Linked DNA regions of Mus musculus: all the other regions are linked to region 1. Evidence: chromatin loops called from intact Hi-C (ENCODE). Cell type or tissue: gastrocnemius. All regions are shown on one strand.

The links. Peaks named below come from ENCODE experiments on the same cell type or tissue, not always from the same donor. Only the 100,000 strongest peaks of a DNase experiment are listed, where the experiment ranks them.
Region 2: it touches region 1 in a loop (2.4-fold over the local background); 20 of 42 quality-filtered maps call a loop at or near these places.
Region 3: a loop joins it to region 1, with 5 times the contacts of the local background. A loop is called at or near these places in 29 of 42 quality-filtered maps.

What each region holds. Positions count from the first base shown.
Region 1 is chr4:109,162,630-109,167,629 of GRCm38, reverse strand. The region is part of intron 2 of Osbpl9 (oxysterol binding protein-like 9); the gene reads left to right. It overlaps Gm52703 (a long non-coding RNA gene), which reads right to left. Exons shown (of 3, transcript XR_003955256.1): 3 at 2,453-3,081. Among named protein-coding and RNA genes, the nearest start is that of Gm52703, 32 kb to the right of the region's middle. In gastrocnemius, a CTCF peak has its summit at 1,911 (motif pointing right); a DNase peak (open chromatin) is centred at 1,911; H3K27ac peaks cover 2,826 bases.
Region 2 is chr4:109,066,816-109,071,815 of GRCm38, reverse strand. Osbpl9 (oxysterol binding protein-like 9) reads left to right here. Exons shown (of 24, transcript NM_001368727.1): 16 at 3,282-3,453; 17 at 4,817-4,901. Among named protein-coding and RNA genes, the nearest start is that of Gm32581, 9.5 kb to the left of the region's middle. In gastrocnemius, a CTCF peak has its summit at 2,631 (motif pointing left); a DNase peak (open chromatin) is centred at 3,600; H3K4me3 peaks cover 419 bases; H3K27ac peaks cover 3,098 bases.
Region 3 is chr4:108,868,046-108,873,045 of GRCm38, reverse strand. No RefSeq gene overlaps it. Among named protein-coding and RNA genes, the nearest start is that of Rab3b, 8.5 kb to the left of the region's middle. In gastrocnemius, a CTCF peak has its summit at 2,881; a DNase peak (open chromatin) is centred at 2,875.

The DNA of each region.
Region 1 (5,000 bases):
GTGAAGTAAAGACTGGGGTGGGTTTTATCTGGAAGCTCTAAGAAAGAATCCTTTTCAGGCTGTTAATCATATTTAGTTGCTTGTAGTTAAAACATCTGAAGTCTCTTTGTTACTGTCACTTGTCACCCTTACTCTGCTTTTGTGCCTAACTGCCAGGTCTCCTACTTATAGGAGCCAACAAAATACACATTTTCCTGTACTGTTGTGAATCCCTGATTCCCATTCTGCTCACAGCTGCAAAAAATACTATTTGATAAAGGCTCATGCAGATCAACAATATGAACTAAGTACCCCAGAGCTCGTGGCTCTAGCTGCATATGTAGCAGAGGATGGCCTAGTCAGTCATCAATGGGAGGAGAGGCCCTTGGTCTTGCAAAGATTCTATGCCCCAATACAGGGGAATGCCAGGGCCAGAAAGCGGGAGTGTGTGTGTGTGGGTTGGGGAGCAAGGGTAGGGGGGAGGGTATAGGGGATTTTCGGAGAGGAAACTAGGAAAGGGGAGAGCATTTGAAATGTAAATGAAGAAAACATCTAATTTAAAAAAAAAAAGAAGGAAAAAGGCTCATGCAATTAGGTTAGGTTAGGTAATCTTTCTGCTTTTATTAATCAAGGCACTGACATGCTCTCATCACATCCTGTTTGCATCTATAGTCCCAGGAGAAGAGATTATCCAAGAACAAGTGTCATTCTAAGAATCCTGCCTGCTGCCTATCCGGTCAGAGAAGGACCTACAGAAACCTGCATTTAAATCTCATTTTACCCTTTGATTGAGTGACAGAGGGAATCTGTATGCTTGGGTTTGAGTTTTCTTTAAGTGAGGATCCTAATGCCTTTCTAGCAGAGTTCTGTGAGCATTAGGCACTTGGTGCATCATGAAGGGTAATGCAAAGTGTATTTATGATAAGGCTGGGGTGCAGTTCACTTGGTAGTGCGCATGCTTCCTAGCATGCACAAGGGTTCCATCCTCAGAGCTGCATAAAAGCAGATGTGGCTGGTGCATTCCTCTAATCCCAGCACTAAGGAGGCAGAGGCAGGTTGAACACAAGTTCAAGGTCATCTCCTGTGACTTTAAGTTTAGGGTTTGTATTGCTTTGATGAAACACCATGATCAAAAAGCAAGTTGGGGAGGAAAGGGTTTATTTGGCTTATACTTCCATATTGTAGCCATGACTGAAGAAAGTCAGGACAGAAACTCAAGCAGGGCAGGAACCTGGAGGCAGGAGCTGATGCACAAGGGAATGGAAGTGTGCTGCTTACTGGCTTACTACCCATGGCTTGCTCAGCCTGCTTTCTTAAAGAACCCAGGACCACCAGCTGAGGGGTGGTGGCACCACCCACAATGGGCAGGACTCTCTCCCATCAATCACTAGTTAAGAAAATGCCCTACAGCCAGATCTTGTGAAGGCATTTTCTCCAAGGTTTTCACTTCTCAGATAACTATTGTGTGTGTCAAGTTGACATATAAATCTAGCCTGCACAAGATCCTGCCACAAAAACAAGAGTGGAGAGGGGGGAGAGAAAGATTGTCCTTTGGGCTTCCTGTGTGAGAAACATCTGGGCAGTTGTCGATTGCCAGGAGCCCCCATCTACACACCTTATTTTAGAGAAAGATCCTAGGATCTTTAGTTTTGAACACACCCTCTGGTTGATTATGTTATGCAGACAAGTTGGGATCACTGTAGACGGATCTCGGGGAGCTCACATGTTACTGCCTGAGACGCTTCGCAGATCTAGTTTCTTGACCTTTTAAGGTGTCAGGATTAGCATTTTTTTTTTTTTTTCTGGAGTTAGGGACGAGTTTCGTGCTTCGTGCACCACTTCCAAACCCCATCTCCAGGCACTGAATTGACTTAGTTATTTATCAAGGTCACACATTCATGGTGAATCTGTCAGCAAAATTATGTGCCACTAGATGGCGCGCTTGCCCTGAAGAAGTAGTGATGGTTGCTGCTTGGATCTGATCTTCCACTTCATCCCCATGGTTTTATTTTTAGGTTTTAGCCTTTTGAGATAGGGTTTCTCTGTGTAACCCTGGCTGCCCCGAAACTCTCTTTCCCTGTGAACCAGGATGGCCTCGAACTTACAGAGATCTGCCTGCTTCTGCCTCCTAAGTGCTGGGATTGAAGGTGTGTGCCACCACTCCCCAGCCCCATGTTTCATCTGAAAGCACAACAATAACATTTTTAGGAAATATCTGCAAAATGGATAAGTAAAAGCATTAAAGAGGGTGAGAGGTAGAGACCACAGCATGGCGTCTGTGGAATGAAGGTTAAGAATGAATTCTGCCCTATGAAATGAGCCAACACTTTCCATGCATTCCTGAGCTCTTAAAAAGAAGAAGAAAAGCTAGACCAGACGGGGTACCATACTGTTCACTCACAGAATTGTCAGCATCAAATTTGTTAATGTATTTGAAAAGTGGTAGAGATTGAACCTACTGCTTTAGAGATCCCAGACCAGCAGTTCACCACTGAGGGGCATTCCCACACCACTGAGGGGCATTTCCAGCTCCCTTTAGTTTTTTTCAGACCAGGGCTTACTGATGCCCATGCTGGCCTTGAACCGTGGTTCTCTGCCTCAGCCTCTCGAGTAGCTGAGATCATAGGCTTGGGCTGCCATGCCTGCCTATAGTAAGCACTATTGGTGCAGACGAATCTTGGACTCTGACATTCTGAGAGGCTTAGGATCACCACAGAGAGATGGATTATAAGTCTTATGTACTTAATAGTGAAGCAGTGTGCGAGTTCTTTCTTTTTTGTATGTGTATGTGATTTGCATACATGTTCTCCTGTGTGCAGCGCTTTCCAAGTTATTAGTAAGGCAGGCCCATTCAGGTGAACTCTCAGCTTGCCATGCTAGCCAGTTCGCTCCAGGGCTCCTGTCTCTGCCTTCAGATGCTGGCTTTCTAGGCAGAAGAACGTTCATGTGAGTCCAGGGGATCCAAACTCTGGTCTTGGCAAAAGATCTCACAGTGAGCACTTTAACTCCTAGGCACTCTCCTAAACCTCACGGTCCTCATTAAATCAGCAGCGAGAGAGGTGCCTGCATTTGCTGCTGCTTCAGTGTTAAACCCTGCAGGTCCTAGAATATCAAATGAAGAAAAAGCAAGAGATAAATGGCTTGGTCAGAAAATTTGTGTTTGCGTATGTTTCTGTAAACTACACAAGTGGTCTCGGCACGTGGTCATATAAGAGCAAGGAACAAAGAAAAAAGATAGGATAGGCGATGGGACAGTAGGAGAATTAAAGTTAATCCTATTTGCACATAACATGTTTATGTGCGTACAATCCACGAGAACCTACAGAAGCATTGGAGGGATGGCTCAGTGGGTAACAATGTTCGCTGCTCAATCAGATGACCTGAATTCACTTGCCAACTCCCACAATTTGTCCTCTGACCTCTGCATGTGTGCCATGACACATATGTGCCAATAAATAAAATAATGTGAAAACATTGCATAAACTTTATTTTTATAACTAGCCTTGAACAAAAACTTTGGATATTGAGGTTACTGGAGAGATAGATCAGTGGTTAAGAGTACACACTGTTCTTTCTGAGGATTGGAGATCAATTCCAGCAACCATTTCAGGTGACCCACAACTGCCTATAATCCAGCTCCAGGGTATTTAATACCTTCTGCTGGCATCTGTGGGCACCTTTGCATAATAGCATACATGCACAGATGCACACACAGATGTAAATATAAATACATCTCAGGAGGCAGAGCCAAGTGCATCTCTGAATTTGAGGACAGTCTGGTCTACTAAGGAAGTTCCAGATCAAATCATTTGTGTGTTTGTATATGTGTGTATGTATATATATATGTATATGCACATATATATGTGCACGTATATATAGTAAGACCCTGTCTCAAAAACAGCAAATTGGATATGAGAACAATGTGCAAAAGCTAGTAACATTCTTTAATAATTCCTGTAATCAACTAGGAAAAGAGTTAAAAGAACTATATTTGTAATAATAGGTGGGCATGTTTAAAGGACATGTATATATGAGTGCACAGTTAAGTTCTACTGTTGTTTCTGTAGCCAGGGACATTGTGTGCTTAGTGTAAAGTGGGAATAGTGTGCTTAGCAGCAACCATGTTCCTTTTAGGAGGTGGGTGAGCAATTTATGCTCTGGAGTGGTCATCATTCCTTTATTGCCTTTGGAATCAGTTTACCAACCTACTTCTCTCTCTTTCTCTCTCTCGCTCACTCGCTCGCTCGCTCTGCAAACAAAACACACAAAACAACACCTTGTATCTTGTTTTGCCTTGTTTTTTTTCTCCCAAATCATTAAAACAAAACTGATTCTATCTTAGGCTTTTGCATCATTATTCATGTTTAAAGTCTTTCTGTGTGTATAGAAAAAAGAGAAAAAGAAAACCAAGAAATCCATCCACTTGGAGAAGACTCTGAAGCTGTAGCTACTGTCTGCAGCCTGAAGAAGTATGTACTGATGAGCATGCCTCAGAGAAGACCAGCAGTGGCGCACAACTTAATCTTAGCACTCAGGAGGCAGAGGCAGGCGGATCTCTGAGTTCGAGGCCAGCCAATCTATAAAGTGAGTTCTAGGACAGACAGGGCTACACAGATAAACTGTCTTGGAAAAAACAAAAGAAAACAAAACCCAAGACACAACAAAAAAGAAAACCTCAGAGAAAAAGAGGCCATAGAAGATAAGTATGTATTATGTTGGGGTCATGAGCCTTAAAAGCATCACAATAAAAGGTTGATATTTTGGTGGGTTAGAACAACAGTTTTCTTGATATTATTTCCTCTATGAGTTGCCAAGAGAAGCTTTGCTCCAGAATGCCCCCACCCCCACCCCAATATCAGAGCAAACCCAGAAGGGGGGAGAGGAAGGGTAGCAGAGAGAATAACTGGGGATGTGTGGTTGTGGGAAGGGTCTTGCAACAACCGGTAGCTCTCAAGCAGTTCAGGTACAGAAGTCACTGAGGGAAGTTAGCGCCTTGGGGCTCAGCTGTGGTGCAGTGTGGC
Region 2 (5,000 bases), 96 kb after region 1:
ATGCTGCTTATGTGGCCAAGGGGTTAGTAGGCCATCAAGTGAGCCACCTACAGAACTTTAAAGTCTATTAATAGGTAGGCAACTAGAATTTCAAAGGGCAAAGCTATGAACCTACTTGAAATTCACGTAATCTTGCTCAGCAAACCTTTCTAAAGCACGTGTCATTTGGCAGGTACTTGTTACAACCTGAAGAGAGGAGGAGTTTGAAAGTCCAGTTATAGACCGAATTGTGAGCTGTAATGTAATAATGTAAAGCCTGTAGTCCGAGCTGCTCCCACGGGGAAAGAAATCAGCAGAGAGAGGCTGATAAGGGTTCGTTGCTCTTGACTGGCAGCAGGCAGACTGTCTTAGTTCTCTGACTACATCCTTTGTGTGGGAGAATCAAAGCTTCCGGAGGCCAGCTGCACACACTGAGGTTTCGTAGTAGATGGACATACTAGCTAACAACAGAAGGGGCGGGGTGGGGGAGGAGAGCCAGAGGGACATGTAAGAGAACCATGTAACCAGCTCTTTTTTTTTTTTTTTTTTTTTTTTGATAAAGTAGGGTTTTTTTATTTCATTGTAACCAGTTCTTAAAGTGCAGAAATGTTGAACATCTATGGCAGTGATAAATCTGATATATAATTGATAGGTGAGTCCATTGGCAATGCTGTCAGGGGTATCAAGTGCATCATGACAGTAGCTTTCATTTATGGAACTTTAAAGTCTGTTTTCCTCAGAAGAACCACTTTAGAGTTTAAGAGTACAACTAAAACATGAATAAATCAGATAAAATGGAATACTAGAAATACATGATTAACTCCAGAAAGGAAGAACGAGTAAATAATGAGTCAAGGACAAAGGGGACAGGTCGAAGACAATCCCAGTTAACTGGTAGGTGTGCCGGTAGGACAAACACATCCTCTGTCAGAGGAGACAGCAGTTGTTGAAGTAGATTTAAAAAAAAAAAGCAAAATGTATCATTATGCCATTTGGATAGTGCTTGCTTAAAACTAAAAGGCCATGATTGAAGATGTTGCTTGGTGGTAGCGTGTGTACCCTACAAGTGTGAGACCCTTGCTTTTTTTATCTCTAATATTGCAAACAATAACAACTAAAATGACACTACAGCACTTGAGGGCTGAGGAGATGGCTTAGTGCGTAAAGAGTGCTTCCTGCGCAACCTCAAGCACCCACACAAAGCAGGGCATGCTCACATGTGCCTTGTGCTGTGGGAACAGAGAAGGGAGTTGTCCAGGCTTGCTGGCTGCCAGCCTGTATCCAGGTCTACTTACAGACGTTATCTCAAGGATGAGGCAGAGAGTAATAGAGGACATCTAACATCCTCCTCTGGCCTGTAAGACTTCTCTTAGGCTCACATATCTGCACACCTGTCTGTATGCACCACACACATTTATCTTACACACACACACACAAACCTCAAAAAGGGGGGAAATACCATATGTCTTAGTCTCTGTTCTGTTGCAATGAAGGGACACCATGACCAAGGCAAGTCTTTTAAATCATTTAATTGGGTGCTTGCTTACAGTTTCCAAGGGTTAGCCCATTATTATTATCATGGTAGGGAGTGTAGTGGCAGCAGACGGTTGTTACACTGGAGAAGCAGCTAAGAGCTTTACATCCTAATCTGCAGGCAGACAGAGACTGGGCCTAATGCTGGCTTTCGAAGGCTCCACGCCCACCTCCTCCAACAAGGACGCACTCCTAATTCTTCTGAGCAGTTACGACTGGGGACTGAGCTTTCGAGCATACGAGCCTGTTAGGGCATCCTTAGTCAAGCCAGCACACCATGGGAAGCACTGAGCACAGCAAAGTTGTTGTAGCTGTTTTAGTATCAGAGGAACAAAGAAGATAAATGTGCTGTAGCCCAGCATTTGGGAGGTAGAGGCAAGGTCATTGCTGTAAGTTAGTAACCAACAAGCAGGCAAAGTAAGCACCAAGCCAGCCTGGGCTAAAGAATGAGACCCTATCTCAAAACAAAGAAGATACATAACCAGAGACAATTTGTAATGATAAAAGAATAAAAGAGCCGGGTATGGTGGCGCAGGCCTTTAATCCCAGCACTCGGGAGGCAGAGACAAGCGGATTTCTGAGTTCGAGGCCAGCCTGGTCTACAAAGTGAGTTCCAGGACAGCCAGGACTACACAGAGAAACCCTGTCTCGAAAAACCAAAAAAAAAAAAAAAAAAAAAAAAGAATAAAAGAATGAAAAAAATATATGTATATATACATACACACATATACGTATATATAGTATGTATGTGTATATATTTTTTTCTTGATAAATTCATTCTTTCATTTTGTATATATGTATATATATGTATGTGTGTACACATACACTCACACACACAGCTTCCAGCTACATACAGCAGGCCTGGAGTATAGCCCAGTAGTAAGGTGATCCCCTAGCCTGTGTGAAGCCCTCACATGACTGCCAGGACCCCATACCAAACAAGAATAACCACAGGGAGAAGAGAGTCAGCCAGTCCCTCCGGAGCTGCTGGAGAGCCACCCCAGGACATCAGTAAGGGCTGGAGAGAGCTCTGAGGTTGAGAATACTGGCTGTTCTTCCAGATCCCAGCCATCTGTAGCTCAGTCACCTTAGTCTAGTTCCAGCGGATCCAACACCCTCTTCTGGCCTCCACTGGCACCAGGCATACGTATGGTACACAGACATAAATGCAAGCAAACCACTAATACATAAAGTAATAAAGTTTACAAAGAAAGCCAGCCTGTAGAATCTCTGAACAAATTAAAATTAATTATTATTATGGTTTTTGGCCATAAAAGAATTAAACTAGCTGGATGTGGTGGCAATAAGCCACCTATAATCCCAGACTCAAAAGACCTAGACAGGAGAATCAAACTCAAAGCCAATATGGCCACAGACTAAAACCTCTCTCAAAAGCAAACAATGATTAGATTATTGGTTGGCAGTGTGGGATGTGGAAAGTCTGTCAGTGAAGCAGCGCACTTGGCTTGCAATCCAAGCAAAGATGTGGCCCCAGAAACTAGCAGCAGTATTTACCTCAGGAGGGCATGTAGCATACAGAGGGAGCTGGGGATGAAGGGAGACGCTGTGTAGCTAAGTGGATATAAACATCTGCTAGAGTCTTCTAACCAAACACTGAGGGGAATGCATTAGTTATGTGTGTTGTGCCTTGGTGTCAAACTGGAATTGGTATCCAACTGGTATCCACTGGTCCATGTGGCTCTAGGTAGATCATTCAGTGTGTGTCCTGCCAAAAAGTGGAACATCACATTTGTCCTTGTCTCTTCCAGCATTAGTGATCAGAAGGATCCCAGGGATCGAATGGTTCAGGTTGTGAAATGGTACCTCTCGGCCTTCCATGCAGGAAGGAGAGGATCGGTGGCCAAAAAGCCGTACAATCCTATTTTGGGTGAGATCTTTCAGTGTCACTGGACGTTGCCGAATGATACTGAAGAGAACGCAGTGAGTGTCCCCCACTCCCTCTGTGTGTGTCTGTCTATCTGTATGTGTGTCTTTATCTCTGTGGATGAGTATGTGCCATAAACGTGTGGTCAGAAGACAGTGCAGGAGGCAGTTCTGTGTTGGTCATGGGAGAGGCCTCGGGTCCTCAGACTTGGCATCAGACAACTTTACCAGCTGCGCCTTCTGGTGTCATGATTTTCAATTATTTCATACTGTGAAATAAAGATTCACTTTATCAGGATCCAATAAAGATGAAAGCCGTGATCTCAGATGTTCACTGTGCAGAGAATATTGTTGATGAGCGTTTTCTGTAAGCAGTGGGAGGGTGAAAGAGAAGCAGCTTGACTTGGGATGGGCATTAAGTCAGATTGTGACAGCCTTGTACACCATAATGATACATTTGCAGCTTATTGGGGTCTTAGTTTTGCTTTGAGAAAAGATCACTGTAATGATTTTTCATTGTAATGATTTTTATAAAAATGAAATTTAGACTCGGAATGCTTAAAGAGTTATTATTCTAGAAAAATCTTCTGTTTCCAGCTACCTTTGCGAGATAGAGTAGATGGGTGAGTAGTGGAGAGAAGGCAGTGAGAAATGTGTCCTTGTGCCCGTGCCTCAGCAGCTCCTTGACTGGCAAAGCAAGGATAAGCCAGGATGAACTGAGACAGTTGGCTATGTGAATGGGGCTTTCAGAGTAAAACTCCAAGATGGCCCCTGCTAGAGAAGTCTGCTGGAGAGGGTTTAGTAGACTTGGATGCTTAGGAGGAGCTTGTATCAGAGGACAGTCACATGTTTGTGTCTGTTTATTGGTGCAGGGAGGATGCATGCAGATGTGGGGGTCAGAAGACAGTGTGGTGGACTCTCCATTTTTACATGAGTGTTAGGGATGGATCAGGTTTCCAGTGGCAAGTGTCTACCTGTGGAACCATCTCCCTGCTCTGGGGCTCTATTTAGAGTTGTTTTGCTGACCCAGACCAACAACAAAGACTGCAGCTTCTAGGCATAAAAATGGAAATATCCCCAGTCCATCGGGCCTGGCCCATAATAATCTTGTGGAAAATGTGACTCCCGTGTCCTTATTTCCAAGAAACACATTAATATGTAGCCCTTACTGAAAACAGAGGTGCAATGTTCAGTGCATACAAGGACAGCTGTGCCAGGCCTGGCTCATGTTAGGTACATGAAGCCTTCAAGAATCATAGTGTAGTCAGGGAAACAACAAGTTCCTAACGGGCAGCTGTTAAGTGCTGTAATGGAAATGTGTGTATGTCCAGGAGAGACAAGAGATGCTGCTGATAAGATTCTGCCTCATCGTCGTGTTTTATCTAAAAAGTTTTTAAATTGATGTTACAATTGCTTCCAGGAGCTCGTTTCAGAAGGGCCGGTTCCCTGGGTTTCTAAGAACAGTGTAACATTTGTGGCTGAGCAAGTTTCCCACCATCCGCCCAGTAAGTTACAGGTTCTCCACAACCTTTCGTCTTAAACGGTCATCCAGGTCCGATGACTTGTCACTTGTGCTGTCCTTCCTGTTACCTGAACTGGAGACT
Region 3 (5,000 bases), 290 kb after region 1:
ATGGTGGGTGGCACCATTTCCCAGGAATGGGGCGCTACAACATGCATGGAGTCGGCAAGATGGGCCCAAGCATTTATCCATCTCGGGCTCTCAACTATGAATGCAATGTGAGCAGCTGCTCTAAGCTCCTGCTACGTTGACTTTCCCACCATACTGTCCCTTGGATATCGAGCCAAGAGAAACTCTAGCTTCCTTAAATTGCTTCTGTCAGGATACGTTGACACAGCCCCAGGAAAAGAAACTGTTTTCTCATATTAGCTCATGCCTGATCCCTGGATGCAGACTTGAAATTTAAGGGGCAGTAGGGGCTAAGGGCTTAGAGAAGCAGCCTGGACAGATAGATGGACCAGTATGAGCAAAGACCCATGAAGTAGCAAACGATGTGAAGTCATGGGGGAACCTCAGAGAACCTTGAGTCTCTGGAAGCACAGGTGTAATGGGTGGAGGAACAAGCGATGGGTGGGACAGGAGAGATCTGTCAGGCTCTGAGATCAGCACTAAGAATGATGTACTTGATAGCCAGGGAAGCACGGCACCATTGGGGAGCATGGCACCATTGTAGGGTTTTATCTGAGGGAGGGGTTGGTAGCATTTATTTTTGAAAGATCTTAGCCTACATAATAGGGAACAGATTGGATGTTTTAAGATATACAGAATAAAAGCGGGTGGGGTCGTTTTTTAAAAAAATAAGACCCAAGTTGGGAGATGCTATGTGATGTAAAGGATATGATTTGGTGACTAATTTGATGTAGATGAGGAGAAAGGAAATTAAGACAGCCTATGAGAAAGGAAGAGAAGCCACAGAGACCATGGGGTCCAGAAGGGAACAAGGCCCCAGTAGTGAAGGCAGAGGCGTTCCCTGCTTGATCATTATAAAATAGCCCCTCACTGTTTGCTTTCTTTCCTTTTATCTGTTTTTCCCTTTTGGAGACAGGGTTTCATGTAGCTCAGGTTAGCCTTCAACTTGCTATATAACAGAACCTCCACCACCTGGATGCTGGGATTACAGGTTTGCACCACCACACCCCATCTGTGTGATTCTGGGGACAGAACTCAGGGCCAGAAAGGATAACTTATAATTATATTCATTTATTTTGCTCTAGTTAAATCAACTCCACCATCTTCTCAGCCACAGTCCACCAATGTTAATCCCCTTGTCTCTGTTTTCCCAACTTCAGGACCCCTTCCTTGCCAGCAACAAAGCACACAGAGAGAGTGCCTGTTCTATAATTTAACATGGAGAGTAGACAGCATCCTGTCACCAAGGCTTTAGTTTAATACTTGCAACTATACTGAGTAGCCAAAGGACACTGGAGTTAGCCTCTCCCAGCCAGAGCAACATGGGGATCTCCAGTTTTGATATGCTTCCTTCTGAGGATGAGGGAGCCACCTTATCCAGTGCTGGCTGCTTTGTTTTTGGATAATAGTCATTGATGGGAAAGTTGTCTTTATCAAAATCTTTCTGACCTAGCACTTACAACCCTCTGTTCCTACTTCTTGGCCATTATTCCCTCCATCCATGCATCCATTCATTCATCCCACAAGGAGTTCACTGGCACGTAGTATGTGCCAAACAGTGCTCTAGGCACAAGGCGCATGAACATCATCTAAGAGAAGCTGGAATCCTAGGAGGAAGAGAAACATTAAGAAGACAAAATGTATAGGAAATTTTCACATAGCGAGAAACATATATAAGGTCTGAGTCATACAAAGTGATAGGGGAGAGAGCTGGGAAGGTAGCTCAGCTGGACGAGTGCTTGCTTGCCTAGCATGTTCGAGGCCCTGAGTTCTGTCCCCAGTATCACACAGATGGGGTGTGGTGGTGCAAACCTGTAATCCCAGCATCCAGGAGGTGGAGGCAGGAGTATCAGGTGCTCCCTGGTATCCTCCGTTATGCAGCAAACTGAAGGCCAACCTGAGCTGCGATGTGAGACCCTGTCTCCAAAAGGGAAAGAAAAAGGAAAGAAAGGAATAGAGGGAAAGCACCTGAATAGTGGGCGTGGCTGTCTTACAATGATCAGGCCAGTGAGAAGGAGTCAGCTCATCTGTAGCATGAGGAAATCAATGGAGAGAGGACACATGATTCTTCCAGAGTCGCCATGGCTAAATGACTGACACTCGTGTCCCCCTGCCCCTGCTGGATGTGGGCAGCAGTAACTGAACACAAGCTTAGGGTTCTCAGTGTTTGTGAGCCCCACCTCCCAACACACACACACGCACACGCACACACAGAGTCCTCTCTCAGTCTCATAAGTTATTACCCACCTCTCACCCAACCCCTTTATGGACCCTGGCTGTAAAATGTGGGACTTGATCTAAAATAAGTATAATGGGCTGATTTGGTTCTAAGATCCAACAGGTCTGGGTTCAAGTGTAACAATTACTATTTGCCAGTTAGTGTTATTTCTTTTTCATGGTAGTATGAAGACCTGAATAGTCTCGTGGGCTCCTTAAGAAAATGAAATTCGAAATTATTACATAAGGAAGTGGTATATAAAGAGATATTCATTGACATCAACTACTTAAAAGAGACCTCACCTTTAATCCTAGCGCTCTGGAAGACAGGGGTAGGAGGATATCTGAGGTCAAGGGCAGCCTGGTTTACTTAGTGAATTCCAGGCCAGCCAGGGCTACATAGTGAGACTAAAAACCAGGGACAGCTCTCAGAACTAAATACATTGTGTTCGTCAAAGCAGCCCTCATAACTAAATATGTTGTGTTTGTCAAAGGTTCTTCCTTCAGATACATTTCCATGGGGTTGAGGAATGGTTAACAGTCCTGGAATGTATCAGGTAAGTCAGGGAGCCTGCTGAGGAAGGCTAATAGGGAAGCACTGTGACCCTCTGCAAAGGTTTAACTCGTACTCCCTCTTGTGTTCTAAGTGGGAAGTGCACTCCCTCTGGACTGACGAGTAGCCATGGTGCTGAAGTAAGCCTAGCTACCGAGCAGACTAGAAGGGAAGGAAGGTCTGACAAGCACCTACTGGGTTGATTTTTGGTATCTCATCTTTTTCTCTCACGATCCATTCAACAGAAGCAAAAGCCCAAGTGACTTTTCTAAGACCTAAACACTAAGAAAACAGGGTGAGGGTGGGGGTGCGGGTGGGGTTGACGTTCATGGCACTGCAGGACAAAGCCACACACCCTTATGCGTTTGATCAGATGCTTTTCTCTGTGGATTTACCACCAACCATCAACCCTTTTGAATGTTATTCTCTGGCCACGGGGCTGTTTTAGCTGTTGCAGCTCACTGTTCTTACACGAGCCTCAGTCTCAATCTTAGATACCATCCTCAATACCCTTCATTCTCTTAGAGAGTCACTTCCTACTTAACCGGCCACAGTATCCTTCTTACTTAGGGAGAATACCATAGCTCTCTCTTTTGGACCTCAGACTTCGTGTGGGCTCAACGAAGGCTGAGCCGATGAGATGTTCAGCCCTAGGAAGTTACAGTCGCCCAATCTCTCATTCAGCAATGGTTGTAATGATTGTGCCAGACGAGCAGCTCCCACCCTCATAGAATTTACATTCTGGTGAGGCAACCAGATAGACAACCTCAACGGCAACAGATTATCCCCGTCAAAGTGACTTTAATGGAAAACCGAAGAGAGGGCTAGGGAATGGAGCTCAGTTGTAGAGCATTCGCTCCAACTGCGCTCTGGATTGGATCTCCAGCACTGTATACACCAGGCATGGTGGCACTTGCCTTTAATCTGAGCACTGGGGATATGAAGGCAGAAGGATCCGAAGTGCAAGGTCATCTTCAGCTGCATGGTGAGTTTGAGGTGATACCCAGGGCTAGACTTGGGTTGAAGGGACAGAAAGCAGTGAATAGTTAAAGACTGTTTTAATGGCATGGTCACTAAAGATCTCATAAAGAGACATTGCATAGATTTCTGAGGAAGGAGAAACAAAAGGTGGGGAAGAGGATCTCTGATGGAAATAGCTACACCTGCCAACCCCCAAGGACCTCTGAACACCAGAGAGAAGCCAAGTGTGACTGTATTTCTATGCACCAGTGATGGGTGCTGAGGAACTGGAGTTGAATTTGAGATTCAGGAGAACGAGGGGTCCTGGGGAAGACTGCTCAAGAGCTCTTTTCTGGGCTTTGCTGAAGTTGTTGTTCTAATATAGCTCAGGGTTCAAAGCAAGGATGGAGAAGCAACAATAGACACACAGAGTGATTATCACCAATAGGACCAGATGTGCTCAGGAGACAGAAGGTCTCACAGAGGAACAAGTCTGATTGCATGTTGCCCTTGAGCTCCTAAGCTCCACTGAGGCAGAGGATGGGAGGAAATATCTTGCTCCTGCATTCCGTGTACAGGTGGAGGCTTTCCTCCTAGGGGAGTAAACGAAGTTCTATGTGAACTTTGTTCATACAACAGGACATTGTAGGAAAGATTACAGTATGAGCAGGTTACATGGCTGAACGAGAATAATATACCGTGTAACTGGAGAATTGGGGCCAAATTATGTCACTATTCAAGCAATACCATTAATAATAACAGAGGAAGAAAGTCAATGAAGTGTTCTAAGCCAAAAAAGGGGGTGGGGTGGAGTGGGGTGAGGATTTCATTTTAAAGAGAGCAATGACTGTAAAGAATATTTACAGAAAGTAGAGTATGGTGACTCCTACCGATCGATAATCCTAGCACTTGAGAGTCTGATGCAGGAGGATAGCCAGCTTGAGGTCAGCTAGGGTTTCATAGAAGATCCTATCTCCAAAAAAAAAAAAAAAAAAAGCCAGCGGTTAAGAGCACATGGGACTTGTTGCTCATGGGGATTGGGTCCCAGCACCCACATGGTGGCTCACAGTCATTCCTAGCTCCATACCCAGGATATTCAATGTTCTTTTCTGATCTCTGTGGGCATCAGCCATGCACCCGGCACATACACATACATTCAAGTAAAGCAGCCATACCCATAAAATAAAATAAATCCAATTAAAATAGTGAAATATAATGTAGTGAAACACACTTGTAATCTCAGCATTTGGGA